3 separate regions of the Mus musculus genome follow, and all the other regions are linked to region 1. The links are chromatin contacts, found by Hi-C or POLR2A ChIA-PET in ENCODE. All regions are on one chromosome and are shown on one strand. The core of a region is the stretch at or near the end of the contact, and the rest is flanking DNA. Distances in the headings are between cores, read along the strand shown. Region 1 holds the start of Slc26a6 (solute carrier family 26, member 6). Region 2 holds the start of Ccdc51 (coiled-coil domain containing 51). Region 3 holds the start of Pfkfb4 (6-phosphofructo-2-kinase/fructose-2,6-biphosphatase 4).

Region 1 (4,675 bases), core at 1,020-3,519:
ATGCAGACTTGAAGAACAGGGTATCAAAAAGATAGAGACTCCAAGCCCTGGGCTCAGGGGGTCATAGCTCCAAGAGCAGAGGTCTTGGCTTCTGGTTTGACACTTCACAGACCACAGAACTTGCAACCCTGAGGTTGGAGGTAGCTCACCCTGAGGAAGCTGCATGATGGCCACACTCAGGCCAGATAACAGATCACCCAGGAGCCATTCACGCACAGGATACCGGGGTAACCAGCCCAGGACTGGAACGTGCTGGAGCAGAAGAGAATGGGCCCGAGCACGGGAGCATCTAGGACGGAGAAAAGTCTGTTACAGGGTGGACTGTCTGGGCCTTGAAAGAACCCCCAGAACCTCTCCCCTCATCATTACCGGAACCAAGTTCGCCACTGGTGGGTCTTCGCCGCTGGGCCCCAATGCCCCAGATCTTCTAGCTGCTCCTGGTTCAGCAATGGCCTTTCCACATGGTAGTCTCTCCTCTGCAGCTCCATTTCTTGGGCTGCAGACAGGAGTGCCTGCGTCTGATGTGTCCCTTGGTCTAGAGAGGTGAGACCACAGATATACAATAGAACTTCTACTTGGGACCACAGAGCCACATACCTGAGTTTTCTGGGCTCAAAGATCAAGGGTAGAGCTAACTCTGCTGGTCTCTGAGGGCCCCGTGCTCACACCCTGACAGAGGCAGTATCTGAACTTTGGCTGCTGGAAGACTCTTTCTGGGCCAAAGTCTCTCCGGAAGGGAGAGATGGATGAGCATGCCCACACATCCAGCTCAGGTGTGGCTGCCCAGCCCCGAGTACCACTTCAAGTCCAAGTCCAGGTCTGGGTCCAGGTCCAAACTGACTGCGCTTCCTAGCCCCTACCTCTCAGGCCCTTGGCTTCCTTCCCTGAATCAATTCCTGTCCAGTCCCCTTTCCAGCTTTTCCACCAGGAGCCCAACCTTGTTGGCTGAGAGCGAGTTGACAGATAAGAACTAGCAAACCAGAGGTCTGTAAGCAATACTGCCCTCCAGTTTCAGGACAGGGTCCAGCAAGACTCCAGGGTCGAAGCTCTCACCTCCAGGGAGTTTTGACAGGCTCCCACTCGAAGTAGAGAGACTTCACCTGGGAACAGGAGCTTTTGGAAGCCAATCCAACCTGGAGGGAACTCTGCCCTGAAAGCTTTCACCAGCCAGGCAAGTTCTGACCGGGGGTGTGGGAATCTCTCATCGGGAGGCACTTCTCTGGAGAGGCACTTCTCTCGGAAGTGGGAGACTTTACCAGAGAATAGGATCTGAGGGGGTCTCTCAGAAGAAACTCTGATCTGGGGGGGGGGTGCCTCCATATGGAATGCAGCTCTCTATAAATATATTTCAGGGGAAACAAATTTGGAGTGGGCAGGGGGGAGGGGCTAGCCTGTGGGAAAGATATCACCTGTGAGTTCTGATCTAGGAGAGGCTATAACCAGGGGAGAGAATCCCACCAGAGGGGTAGGAACTCACCTGGGAAGACTCTCTAACCTGGGTATCCAATGGAGGAGGGAGCAGTGCAGACGCAAGGAAGATCTTCAGAGATTCTCTGCACCGCGGGCTCCAGGAGATCTCAGCGGCCCCTCTCCCCTCCTTCAAGATCTCTCAAGTCTTCTTAAAGGGCTCCCTCCCCTTACCAGGCGGCACGCGCCTTGGAGGGCGGAGCCTTGATGCTTGGCACCTCCCTTTGGGAGGGCACAAGGGCCGGCAGCGACAAATGTGAACAGTACCCTGCCGACTCAGGCCGCGGCTGGTCCACCGCCTGGCTAGAGCCTGTCTTGCAGCGGTTTCTCTCCCAGTCCCAACGCGCCCAGCTGGCACACCTCCCGTGCCAGGACTCCTCGGTAAGCAGCAACTTCCCTGCAGCGCCCTTATTAGCACTCCAGGGACGTTCAGTACAACCCTCAAGAGCTGGGGTCGCGCCAGAGCCCGCCCCCATCCCTCGCTGTTGATGGATAACCTCCTTCGGAAAATCGGCAAGGCGGTAAACTAAGGCTCCGCAGACGGGAAATGCCTGTCGGGGACTTGGAGGTTCCCTTCCTGAATTGACCCAGGCCGGGAGTCACAGAACTACTAGCGCTTCGCGGGCACGCGGAATTTGGGCAGCGCCCTGCAACTCACCGGACCCATCGGGAAGTCCCATGGCCCTCAGAGGGTAACTCGTGTACCGCTTTTCAAACAGCTCCCCCAGGAGGCCACTACCGGCTAGAAGGTGGCGCCAGGCCCAGAACTTGGCCGGCCGCAAGCTCCACCGCTAGGATGTGCAAGATCAGACCAATCAGAATTCTGGGGGTGGAATCCAAGTCATACTCTCTGGGCGGGGCGAGCCCGGAGAATAAAATTTTAACCCTTTCCTTCCCGTCGGCCTAGCTTCTGTCCCTGCCTGCGATTCTTGTTAACCTGCTGGGAGCTGGAGCATTCTGCTGAGACTGGAGGACTGGAACGAAGGCCCAGCGCTACGCTTGGCCAATGTTATGCCTCTGTGCCCTTAAGTGGCTGGACCTAATTGTATGCTTTGTAGAAGGTCCCCACTTTATGCAGAGGAGACATTCTTGACCGATCTGGATGCCTAGGTGTGCAACCAGGGGCCCCAGCCTCAACTGTGGGAGATCTAGGCCTGTAGGGTCTCTCAGGGACCACCAAGCTGTGAGTATCACCCTCAGATTTTTCCTTCTGAGACCTGGCACAGTGGTCCTCAAGACCAGCCCCACCCCACCTCCATTTCTTTTTTTCCAGACAAGTTTTCTCTGTTTAGCCTTGGCTGTCCTGGAACTCTCTGTAGACCAGACTTGTCTACAGAGATCCACCTGCCTCTGCCTAGTGAGTGCTGGGATTAAAGAAGAGATCAAAGGTATTTGTCACCATGGGTGGCTTCTTAAGCCCCCCCCCCCCCTTTCACTTTCACACCTGGCTGCCTAGACTGGAAATGGAGCACTCAGGATCCTTTCCAGGTCTGGAAGCTCTGGCCTGATCCAAGTGAGAAAAGACCAGTAAGGGCCAGAGTGTGGGTGGGTAAGCAGGAACTGAAGTGGGAACGCCTAGGTTTGGGGTGACTAATGGGCAGGGCCACAAATGTCAGCCTCTGGATATTAAGGAAACCCTCATATGACTGCCTAGACCAGGAAAGTGGCTTCTCTTGGCGCAGCTCCTGCGCTCCAACTTCAGGCTCCAGTCACAAGGTGAGAGGCCATATTTCAGAAAGAAATGGGAACCTGGTCCAAATCTCCCATGAAATGGGCTAAAAATAACTGGCTATTTTGGAGGGAGGAGAGCTCAGAGTCCTACAAAGGTCATCCTGGGTGAGTATTCTCAACAGCTGAGACAGAAAGAGGAACAAGTGTTTTCTATAGAAGTTTATTCCCAAAACAGAGCGCGGCTTCACGGAACAATTTACACAGACAGGAAAGAGGGCCACTGTTGGAAGGGGACCCCAGAGACGGGCATCTACAGAACCTAGGACATAGCAAGGACACTCTCCCAACCGACAGGCCTCTCAGCCCTTCAAGGGCAGGGGTCAGTCTGGGTAAAGAGAGCTGGGGACCTGGCTGGTGGGATTTGGCACAGGCAGTGAAGTGGGATTTTTTTGAATCTCAGAAACTGCCTCCCAAGAGTAAACACAGGGTAGGGGTGGGTGGCGGCTGCACAGAACCCCGGTCCTGAGCCACTTTCGGGGCAAGCTGTTAGAAGACTCAGCTGACCTTTGACCTGGGAAAAGTTGGGATTAGAAGCCTACCTCAAGATGGCCAGGTCCAGGGGCATCGCAGGTGGGTCTTTTAGGCCCCTCCCCCACTTTTTCTACCTTTCACTTGTAAACAAAGAGGGGGAAACATTCTGAACTATAAAACAAAGTGTGTAAGTTCAATGGTTGAAGCTGTAAACAATAAATAAAACCCAACCATGTTAAAAAAATAATCTTGATCTGTAAACAAAGTAACAAAAATGTAAAGTCCCCAGCACTGGACATCAGACAACTAACAAGAGAGTTTTGTGAGCAGGATCCTAACAGTTACCTGTCCCTTTATAAGGGACCAACAGAAGGTGGGGCAGCCACTGCTGCAGCCTGGTGCCAGGGAGGATCCTGTAAGCAGTGAGAGGCGGTGGCACCTACCTACATTCTGGGTCTTGGGTTCCCTTGTTTCTGCTCCCTTTGCTCACTGCCCCCCTCATCCCTCAAGGGGACAGTGTAATGAACCAATGGCACCACAGACAAGTGAAGGAGGGACAAAGGAGTTTCCCCTCCACCCACCCCCCTAGGAATGTCTGATTAGAGGCCCAAGTCCCTCCCTAAGGGAGAAAGGGAAGCCTTGATCTGTAAACATGACTTCTGCTGCTCCACCAGCACCTGCAGCATCAGTCCTAGGTCTTAAGGCAGTAAGCGGCAGGGACTCCATGTAATACATATCCACACCCACAGGGAGGAGTGGAGCACGTGAGCCCTCAGGAGGAGGATGGAGGAACCCCTGTTTCCAAGACCAATCCCCCCCCCCAACAGGAGTTTGGCCTAGGGGCATCGGAGAAAATGCAAAGATCAAATTTGCACCCTGGGCCCCAACAACAACGTTCAGATCAATGTGGGGAAGAGAAGGGGAAAGAGCAGGTGGGGCCTGACTCATTCACTCTGCTGTAAGATGAAATGAAAGAGCAGACGCTTAGCTAAGCGCCCAGTGGAGT
Region 2 (4,675 bases), core at 550-3,049, 230 kb before region 1:
GGTACAGTATCGGGGAGCCCTGGGCTTGATCCCAGCATTGGGAGGAAAGTGAAAAGACTCCGCCTGCTCCATAAGGTGCTCAGACCTGCAATCCCTACACTTGGGAGGCTGGGCAGGAAGACGTCTACAGCGTGAGTCTCTATTTCAAACCCAGAAAGAGTGGGAGGAAATGCTTCCATAGTTGGTTGTAGTAATATTTGTATAATCTTTGATGTATTAGAATCACTGAATTATATAAATTAAATAGCTAAGCTATATAGTAAGCTTTATATCAGTAAACCTGTTATTAAAAAAAATAATAACTGGGCTGGAGAGATGGTTCAGAGGCTAAGAGGGCATATAAATTAGTTTGACTCCTAGCACTTAGCCACACTAGGCAAGTCACAACTACCTGTAACTCCTGCTCTGGGGTACCCGATGGCTCTGGCCTCTGGGGTCTTTCTTTCACTCTCTCATATACACATACATTCACACACTCATAACTAGATTTTTCCCTCAAAAACTGGGCATATAGTTCAATTATACAGCACTTACCTAACATGAGTGAGGCCCTAGGTTCAAGCCTTTATTGCACACATTCATTCAAGCAAGCAAACACACACACACACACACACACACACACACACACACCCCTCCGTCACTTCTTCAGCTGAAGCATCTCTTCAGGATTTTATATTATCTAACTGTATCACTGCTTGAAACGTAATAGTAATCCATCTTTCCTGCTACTGTGGTTAATGGGAACTCAGGTACAAATGCTAGGCTGACAAACTCACATCACCCTAATTAATCCCTCTTGTTTTCTCTCCTAACTCAAATCCAATCTATTAGCAAAATCCTGCTGACTTTCTAAGCCTAGGAGTCTCCCCAACCCCCATCTCTGTCAGGTATACAAAGTGGTCTCGCTGGCTAGCATGCCATGGCTGGACTACCCCTCACTCATCTCCATTCCATCTCAACAGCCTTCAACAGTCCCGCAGTTTCTTCAGGGCAAAAGTCAACGCCTTCTCCACAGCTTCAGGGGATCTGACTCTCATTGTCTCTCCATTTTCGACTGCTTTCTCACTCCTTCCAATCATATGAAGGACTGGAACACACAAGGCCGTCTTCCACTCAGGGCCTTGGCACTGCCTAGCTCTTCCCTGTTCACAGTTGTCTCCCTGGCCTTCCTAAAGTCCTGCTCAGAGAGCCCCTGGAGAAGTCTTTTTTAACTACCCTAGCAAAAATGACATCCCACCAAGGGAGCATTCCTTAACCACTTTCTCTGCTTTTTTTTTTTTTCCTCCCCACACAGGTCACATAAGGTGTGATGCGTATTTTACTTATTTGCTCTGCGGTAGGTTTGTCTTGCTACAATGTCAGCGTTCCTCAAGCCTCAGTCCAGAATACAATGTATCTATACAAAGTACATACTCAAAAAAACGAACTAGAAGAAAGAATTTGCAAACACTTGCACTCATTGTTTCAATAAGTCCGAACTTTTTCCCGCGGCTTCTGAAGCTGAGGACTGGGTGATAATTGGCCACTACCCACTTCTGCCATCTCCTATCCCATCTCGTGCCCGCCACTTGAGCTTTCCTCGGTTCCGGAAAGGCACTTGCATGTACCCTCCCCTCCACCTGCAATGCTTTCTTTCTGTGCCGGATTACAAGCTTTATAGGCAGACACCATCCCCCACTCCCACGGTTTCGGATAAACCCAGGCAGAAGGAGCCTTCCGCCCCGTACCTGAATTGCCTAAGCCTATTAGGCTCCAGCAGAAAGCCCCGCGTCTGCCACTCAATTGACCCCTGACCGGTCAGCACCCGCCCCTGAAGGCATCCTTTAAAATACGTGAGGGTGACTTCCTGCCTAGCAGCCAATCAGGGGCCACGCATAGGTGCGGCATAAGCGAAGGCTGTAAGTCCTGTTTCCGGCATACGATCAGGGGCTGGTGAAGGGGCTGGAGGCGCCATGTCGGGCCGGGAAGGTAAGGCTATTTGGAGATCGGGGGTGGGACGGATGGATGGGGAACCATGGGAGGGCGATCGATGGCGGGGATGGGCCGAGCATGCTCGTGTCGCCCACAGGTGGCAAAAAGAAGCCCCTGAAACAGCCCAAGAAGCAGGCCAAGGAGATGGACGAGGTGAGGACGGGAGCGGAGGCCGGGCGGGCGCTGAGGGTATGGGCGACTGGACTGGAGTGAACCTGCTTTGCCTCTCTGCAGGAAGATAAGGCTTTCAAGCAGAAACAAAAGGAGGAACAGAAGAAACTCGAAGAGCTAAAAGCCAAGGCCGCCGGGAAGGGCCCCCTGGGTAAGTGAAGATCGAGCTATTGTAGGTATACTAGGGCAGGACAGGTCTGTTCCGGGGGTCGTTGGTGAACTACTGGGTCTGGTGTACACTCTGGCCAAGCCCCCTGCCTTGGGTTTGTGCAGTTCGAAGAGGGCGGGAGTGGAAACGTTGCCTCTCAAGACAGTCATGGGCTTCCAGTTCATGGAGAAGCTACAGAAGTGGAAACACCAACATGTACGCCGCACAGACACATATAGCTAAGTTTCTGAGTATCCTCCTGTTTCTGGTTACAAACTAGCAATTCACTTTATAGGTTGTTAACCTTAGAACATAGGACTTTTTTTACTTGCTGGTCGTGTTATCAGTAATGATACTGAGTCGTGCTATCTAGACTAGAGGATAAAAGTCCAGGCTCCTTAGCATGTATTTCGCTCTGGGTACTATTTTGTTTTGTGGCTATGCTGGGGAGCACACTCATTTGTGCAAAGCAAACCCTCCCTCTTGAGCTGTAGCCTACGCTCCATGCTCTCTCTGTGCCTTGCCCACGATTTTTTCTCTTGAGAGTGAATCACAGGTCCAGGAGTCCTAATATCTCATTAAGAAAAGTTTTAATTTTTGTATTTAAGCATATAGGTGTTTTTTATGCATGCATATCTGTGTACCATGTGTGTGCAGTGCCCTGGAAGACCAGACAAAGGTCTCCTGGGACTGTAGTTACAGACAGTTGTGAACTGGGAATTGAACCCAGATCCCCTGGAAGAGCAGCCAGTACTCTTAAATGCTGAGCCATCTCTCTAACCTTTGTTGTTGTTTTTTAAATTGATAGACAAGTTCTCTACCATTTGGGCAGTGGTGGCTCACATCTTTAATCCCAGCACTTGGGAGGCAGAGGCAGGGGGATTTCTGAGTTCGAGGACAGCCAGGGCTACACAGAGAAACCCTGCCAAAAAAAAGTTTCTGAGGCTGGCCTTGAATTTTAGATTCTCCTGCCTTCACCTAGATAGCCAAGATTAGAGTCTGTGCAACCAGCCTGACTTTGTGTGCATTGTAAAAGCACTATTTTGCATTTTCTAACTAGCAATTATTTCTGCCTGTTATCAGTGTCACATAGATACTGGAACTGTCACCCCAAGACCTATTGCATTGGGTTCGATCTGTTGTTTATCCACATAGCAATGTAATTGTAGCTGTTGTGATTGCTTTTTAAAATGAGGTCAGTTATCTGGCACCTTTAATCTGCGATTATGTATAAGGAGGTCAGACCTTGGTTAAATCCTGTACAGACAAAGTGTTTATAATCTGCAAATCCAAAGTGTCCCAGATCTGAGAGCTAACACCAGAAGCAAACTCCTGGTGTTGGATGATGCATTACAGTCAAGTGCAGAGGCCCTGGAAGTGTTGTGTTACATTCACTTCAAGCCATGTGCATGGGGGTGAGATGAAGCATGAGTAAGTGCTGGCTCCACAATTGGATCCGGTCCCTGAGATATCATGTGTATGCAAATGTCCCCCAAATCCCAGGAATTTCTGATAAAGGAACTTGTAACGAGTACTACTTCTCACTGAGCCCCATCCATTTTGGGTTTCTTGTTTGTTTTAAACAAGGTCTCCTAATAATTCCCCATCCTGTGACCTTGACCTCGATATGCTAGGGTGCACCTCTGTACCTGGACTCTTAAGATTTGTTTTGTCATGGTTCTTTTGTGCTCTTGTTCTGTTTTTGACAGGGTCTCTGTATAGCTCTGGGTGCTCTGGAACTCACTATGTAGACCAGGCTGGCCTCAAACTCAGAGGACCACCTGCTTCTTTTTCCTGGGTGCTGGGGTTAAAAGTGTGCACCTCCACCGCTAAACTGTGTGCTCTCTCTCTCTTTAGTTTTTTGAGACAGGGTTTCTCTGTGTAGCCCTGGCTGTCCTGGAACTCACTATGTAGACCAGGCTGGCCTTGAACTCAGAAATCCGCCTGCCTCTGCCTTCCAAATTCTAGGATTAAAGGCGTGTACCACTGCTGCCTGGCATTATGTTTAAAATTGAATAAAATGAAGGCATAATAAACCAATCTCTAAACCGGGTGTGGTGGCGCACGCCTTTAATCCCAGCACTCGGGAGGCAGAGGCAGGAAGATTTCTGAGTTCGAGGCCAGCCTGGTCTACAAAGTGAGTTCCAGGACAGCCAGGGCTATACAGAGAAACCCTGTCTCAGGAAAAAAAAAAAAAAAAAAAAATCTCTAGATCTCTAGGAATATAAGATGGGATATAGTGTTGTAAGTCGCAGTTAAGAGGGGACCATGAATTGGCTCAGTGGGTAAAAACCCTGCCTCTGAGCCTGAGGACTCTAGTTCAATCCCTGGGATCTATGTAGTAGGATTGTCTAACTCATGAAAGTTGTCCTCTGGTTTCTACCT
Region 3 (4,675 bases), core at 812-3,311, 140 kb before region 1:
TCTCCCTGGGACGAAAGACACGTGCCACAACCACGTGATACAAGAGCCACATTTCAATCCTATACTTAGAACTTAGGGAAAGATGTACAGGCCTGGCCTTGGGAGCAGACAGAAGGGTCTGGCTCAGGCTGACACCTCAGTCCCCGACTCTGATGTAATAAAAGGCAAAAAGGAGATTGGTGGTGGTGAGATCTACTTTCCTTTCTTCCCTCTGTTTGTGTTTTGTTTTGTTTGTTTATTTTTGAGACAGAGTCACTCTACAAAGCCCTCACCACCCTGGGACGCACTATGTACTTTGAGTTGCTTCAAACTCAAAGAGATCCTCCTGCCTCTGCCTCCTGAGTGCTGGGATCAAAGGTTTGCACCACCACACCCAGCTTGCTTCCAATTTTCAAGTATTTACTTGTTAGAGGCAAAAATGACAATGGTCTCATCCTAGGCTGAGGTCTAAGGGTTGGCTCCTTGTCCAAGATCACACAGCTGGTCCAGGATGTGGCTTGAGCGTTACTGTCCCCAAAGTCCAGGTCCCTGCCCTTCTGTAACGGGGGCAGCCACCCTCTGGTCTGGACGGCTGTCCTAATAGACTGGCAAGGAGCTTCTGATTAATTCTTCCTTTTGGAAGCTGGCCAGGCTAAATCCACAGCCCCTGAGGACTCAGAATGTGTCTGTCTGCACAGCTATGGCTCCACCAGTACCCATACTGTGGTCAGAGCCACCACCCACAGGAACACAGTCTGCTTCTGAACTACTGCCATTCTAGGAGGACCCAAGTCATGATCATATAACACACGCCTTCCCCACTCCCAACCCCTCTCATTATGGTAATGGTCAAAGTCGTGGCCTCAGGCTGGCCTTGGCCACAGAAGCGTAGAGGACCCTCCCCTCCCTTATCACACACAGCAGCCTTTAGGAATGCACGGAGACCCTGGCACATCACACAACAGCCTGATCTCCATTTCCATATCTGCGCCACCAGTTGTACGAGATGTTCTCTGAGGTCTTTGCCAAGCTGCAAATTCATTACAATATTTGAGTTACTTATAAAACAATTTTTTTCTTTTCCCTGTCAATAAAAAATTACAGACTCGTTCAAGAACAAACAGAAAAGCCAAGGAAGTAGATGAGAACACTCAGGATCCCAGAAGAGGTAAGTCACTTCGCAATTCACAAATTCCAGCATAGTTCTTTGATGTTTGACTCTCCTGTGCAGTTATTTAACAGTGAACTCAAGTGGGTGCTTCCACATCCAGGGGCACAGATATAGGTCCATATGGTGTGCCGTTCCCACTGTCCAAATCTTGACAACTGTACTCCCCCAAAGTTCCTCTAAAACTTTGGCATTAAAACCAAGGGGTACCTGAGGACTACTAACTAGCCCATGGCTAGGCTTTCAAAAGTTCTCAGCTCAAAGAAGCCAACTGCCTTGTCTGGAGCTACACAACTCAGTTTCCAGCCAGACTTCCCGCTAGCCCACTCTGTGGCCAGGAGAGAGTAAAGAGCCACGGCCACAAACGAAGTCCTCTTCTATACACAGGCACTGGAAACAGCTCGGGTCGGTGCCTATCCACTGGGTCAGACCCAGTCTCCAACAGACTGAGATGTCCCCTCACATCTGTCCCCACTCCTGCTTCACCACACTTCTGCGGGCCACTGTCACGGTACCACGGTCACTCCCGCTCACCTGTTCTCAGCCTCTCACCTGTCCCCGACTCCGCCCACCAGTTACAATAGCCTCACCGGTGCCTGCTTCTCTACCAGTCTCCTGCCTTTTCACTCGAGACCCTCGTCTAGGCCGTCTACCCACCCATCAGGGTTCACCTTCTCTCTCTCCTTTAGGACCCCGGTCTTACCACCACGCTGGCTGGCGTGCAGAGCGGGCCTGCCATTGCTGTACGGCATCCAGATCTTCTTCAGGGGATTCTGGGTCAGTTCCCGTGGAGACGCCATCCCTGGGCTGGGATGAATCGGACTGCGCTGCTACTCACCCAGCAACCGGGCCACCTCGGGCCACCCGAGGTCCCGCCCCTCCGGCCCCGCCCACCCTCTAGCGGCTCCAACTCTTGTCAATCTTCTCGCAGGCCCGCCCCAGAACTAATAGGCTCCACCCAAACTAAAGAGGCACTGGCCTACGACTACGCATGCCCAATTTTACTATAGCTTCTTTTGGACTAAGCACGCCCCATCCGTCAAACCAGAGTTGATAACGCGCATGCTCAATACTAGCTACCTTTGACACCCGGATTATGCAGACCCCGCCCCGGATGTGAAGTTTACTGTACTCAACCAGATTGTTCTTATATGCATAGGCCCCACTCATGGTCCCGCCCAGGGTGCTGCAGCCCTGCCCCAAAGCTTGTGTGGCCTCTTACTCCCTTGAGAAATGTGACCTCACAGTCGCCTACTGAGAAGGGTACGGAGAAGCTGAGCAGGCCTGCGTGATCCTCAGAGCCGGATAGTCTGGACCAGCGTGGCACTTGTCCCTGAATGGCTCTAATGACTGACTTGCTGCCCTGGAAGTCAACCACCGCTGCGCCCTCCTGGACCTTCTTCGTTCCTCCTCGGTTGCTTTTAGCCTTGAAACTTCCCGGGTCCACAAGAACAACTTGTTCAACCACACAGAAAAAGTTCCCTTCTCTTAGGGACATAAACACAGAATACATCTCAAAATCGACCATGTTTTGGCCTGGCTGCTGGGGAATTTAGGCTAAATCTCTGAAATATATGAACAAGCTGTTTGGGGTCTCACTAAGCAGTATTCTGATTTTCTTCCCAGGATTTATATTTTACCAATTATAATTTTATTGCTGTTTGGTTTTTCTTTCTTTTGGGGGGGAGAAGAAGGGCTGGTTTCATGTTGCCAGGCTGTCCTGGAACTTAATGTGTAGCTGAGGATAACCTTGAACTTCTGCTCATCTTGCTTTCACCTTCCAAGCTCCAGTGTTTCCACAGAGTTTATGCAGGGAATCGAACCTAGAGAACCTAAGGCTTTGTGTATGCTAAGTAAGCTAACCCCAGCCCCAATTAGTGTTTTAATAATGAATTTTTTTTTTAACGAGCTTCTGTCTCTTCATCAGGAAAATGAGATGCAGACGTCATCAATTTTACAAGACTGTGGTACAGATTAAATGTGTCAGCCTCAGAAATCTGTTTAAAAACATGTGGGCGTTCTCATTCATTATATTACCTCCCTCTCTGCCTTTGAAAATGTACTGGGACAAGGGCCCAGGGCCAGGGCTGGCAGCTCAGGCTTAAGGGCTAAAGTGGTACCATATGAACGAATTCTCCAGCTGGGCGACCCCCAGTGAACATGACCCCTTAGAGGCCAGTGAGGGGTGGTGTTCGGAAGTCACTCTTCTGCGTTTGACCCCCACCAGTCTCCAGAAAGCTCAGGCCTCTTCTTTCTGCTCAGCCCCGCCTCTCCAAACTGTATATTTTCTGTGCAGGCCCCAGCAACAGGGTTTGAATCTCGATCTCACTACCCTCTAGTGATGCCCTCCACCAAACCCCTGGCAGGTTTCCTGCCTCACATATGCCCAGCCAGAAGCTAGGGACATGAAAAACAAGGCTGACCCCGTTCACAATTGGCCCACATCCCTTCCTTTCACGTCTCTGCTTTGGGTCAGTTCATCAAGTCTCAAACCAACTCTCCAGAGTTTGGCATAGACAGAAGGACTGTGACCAAGATATCTTAACCACTGCACCAGGAAATAAAATTCAGAAGCCCATTTGGGGCCTCCCTGGTACCAGCTCTGGCCGGCTATTTTGGGAACTACCCTGCTCTGGGCAGAGATTCATTTCCTCTTACCTCCTTGCCAGTTGCAGAATCCTCCCTCCATTCCCAGAGGGAAATGAGCAGCTTGGAGCACACCCACAGGGTTCCTCTTGTGAACTCCTTTTCTGAAGCTACTCCTTCTGTCCCTGCCTATGTCCTGGCCATGGCCTAGGTCATCTTGGGACCACAGTCAGCCATAGAAACCTCATGGTCAGTCCTCATAAGGCTGCCACCTTAGATACACATGGGTACCCAGCACCCCATCAGTGTCTCATCCTCTTCCCCAGAACTCCCGGCTGTTACTCAAGAGCTGGTAGCCAGGGCAGAGCCATCTCCACACCCAGTCTGAACCTGGTTTCAGGAAATGTAGCTCTCTACCTCCCACTCCTCTGAGCTCACCCCCAGCCGACCCAGACACACCCTCTCAAGTCCATCTATCCACAGACCATAGGTCAACATCAGTTCCGAGGGCCCACTTCCCGGCTCCCTTCCCATGACCTCATTTCTTCTTCGGTAAGGAACAGAGAATGGGACCAGGGAGGAGTCAAGATAACAGAGCCAGCCCACAGGCTCATCTCCCAGCCTTCAGAGCTTCGCCTGCCACATCTCAATTTTCTGTCTCATGTTCAGAGAGCTCATGGCTTCTCCCTCTTGAGAGCATCTCAAAGTGTACCAATTACCCTTGTCCCATGCACAGGCGGTGTTGGGATGCTAGTGTTTACTCAGATATGAACTTGGCTAGCTCAGACCTTCTCTGCCATGAACTGGTCCGGCCCTGACTGGCTCTCTGGGTATGTATTGACCACTGGACCTCTTAGTAGGAGACATATGATCAAAGTCCTCCACCCTCAGTCCTCAAGGGTCAAACCCTTCCCACTCTGTATCTTCTGCCTAGTCCTGACT

Evidence for each region. Hi-C counts contacts between places; a loop is a spot of excess contacts on that map. ChIA-PET counts read pairs that join two places held with the same protein, here RNA polymerase II (POLR2A).
Region 2: a map of T-helper 17 cell shows a loop between it and region 1 (2.8-fold over the local background). The contact joins the promoter of Ccdc51 here to the promoter of Slc26a6 in region 1. A Hi-C loop is called at or near these places in 3 of 37 maps with a recorded cell type or tissue (T-helper 1 cell, T-helper 17 cell and regulatory T cell). POLR2A ChIA-PET finds 5 or more read pairs at or near these places in 1 of 5 experiments (embryonic stem cell).
Region 3: POLR2A ChIA-PET joins it to region 1 with 16 read pairs in embryonic stem cell. The contact joins the promoter of Pfkfb4 here to the promoter of Slc26a6 in region 1. POLR2A ChIA-PET finds 5 or more read pairs at or near these places in 3 of 5 experiments (Patski and embryonic stem cell).

Annotation. Positions count from the first base shown.
Region 1 is chr9:108,851,637-108,856,311 of GRCm38, reverse strand. Slc26a6 (solute carrier family 26, member 6) reads right to left here and starts at 2,269. Exons shown (of 20, transcript NM_134420.4): 1 at 1,478-2,269; 2 at 370-535; 3 at 150-289. The coding sequence starts at 488. It overlaps Celsr3 (cadherin, EGF LAG seven-pass G-type receptor 3), which reads right to left. Exons shown (of 36, transcript NM_001359572.1): 36 at 3,343-4,675.
Region 2 is chr9:109,079,620-109,084,294 of GRCm38, reverse strand. Ccdc51 (coiled-coil domain containing 51) reads right to left here and starts at 1,799. Exons shown (of 4, transcript NM_025689.4): 1 at 1,728-1,799. Tma7 (translational machinery associated 7) reads left to right here and starts at 1,914. Exons shown (of 4, transcript NM_183250.2): 1 at 1,914-1,968; 2 at 2,069-2,124; 3 at 2,206-2,293. The coding sequence starts at 1,953.
Region 3 is chr9:108,989,288-108,993,962 of GRCm38, reverse strand. It overlaps Pfkfb4 (6-phosphofructo-2-kinase/fructose-2,6-biphosphatase 4), which reads right to left and starts at 2,061. Exons shown (of 14, transcript NM_173019.5): 1 at 1,851-2,061. The coding sequence starts at 1,947.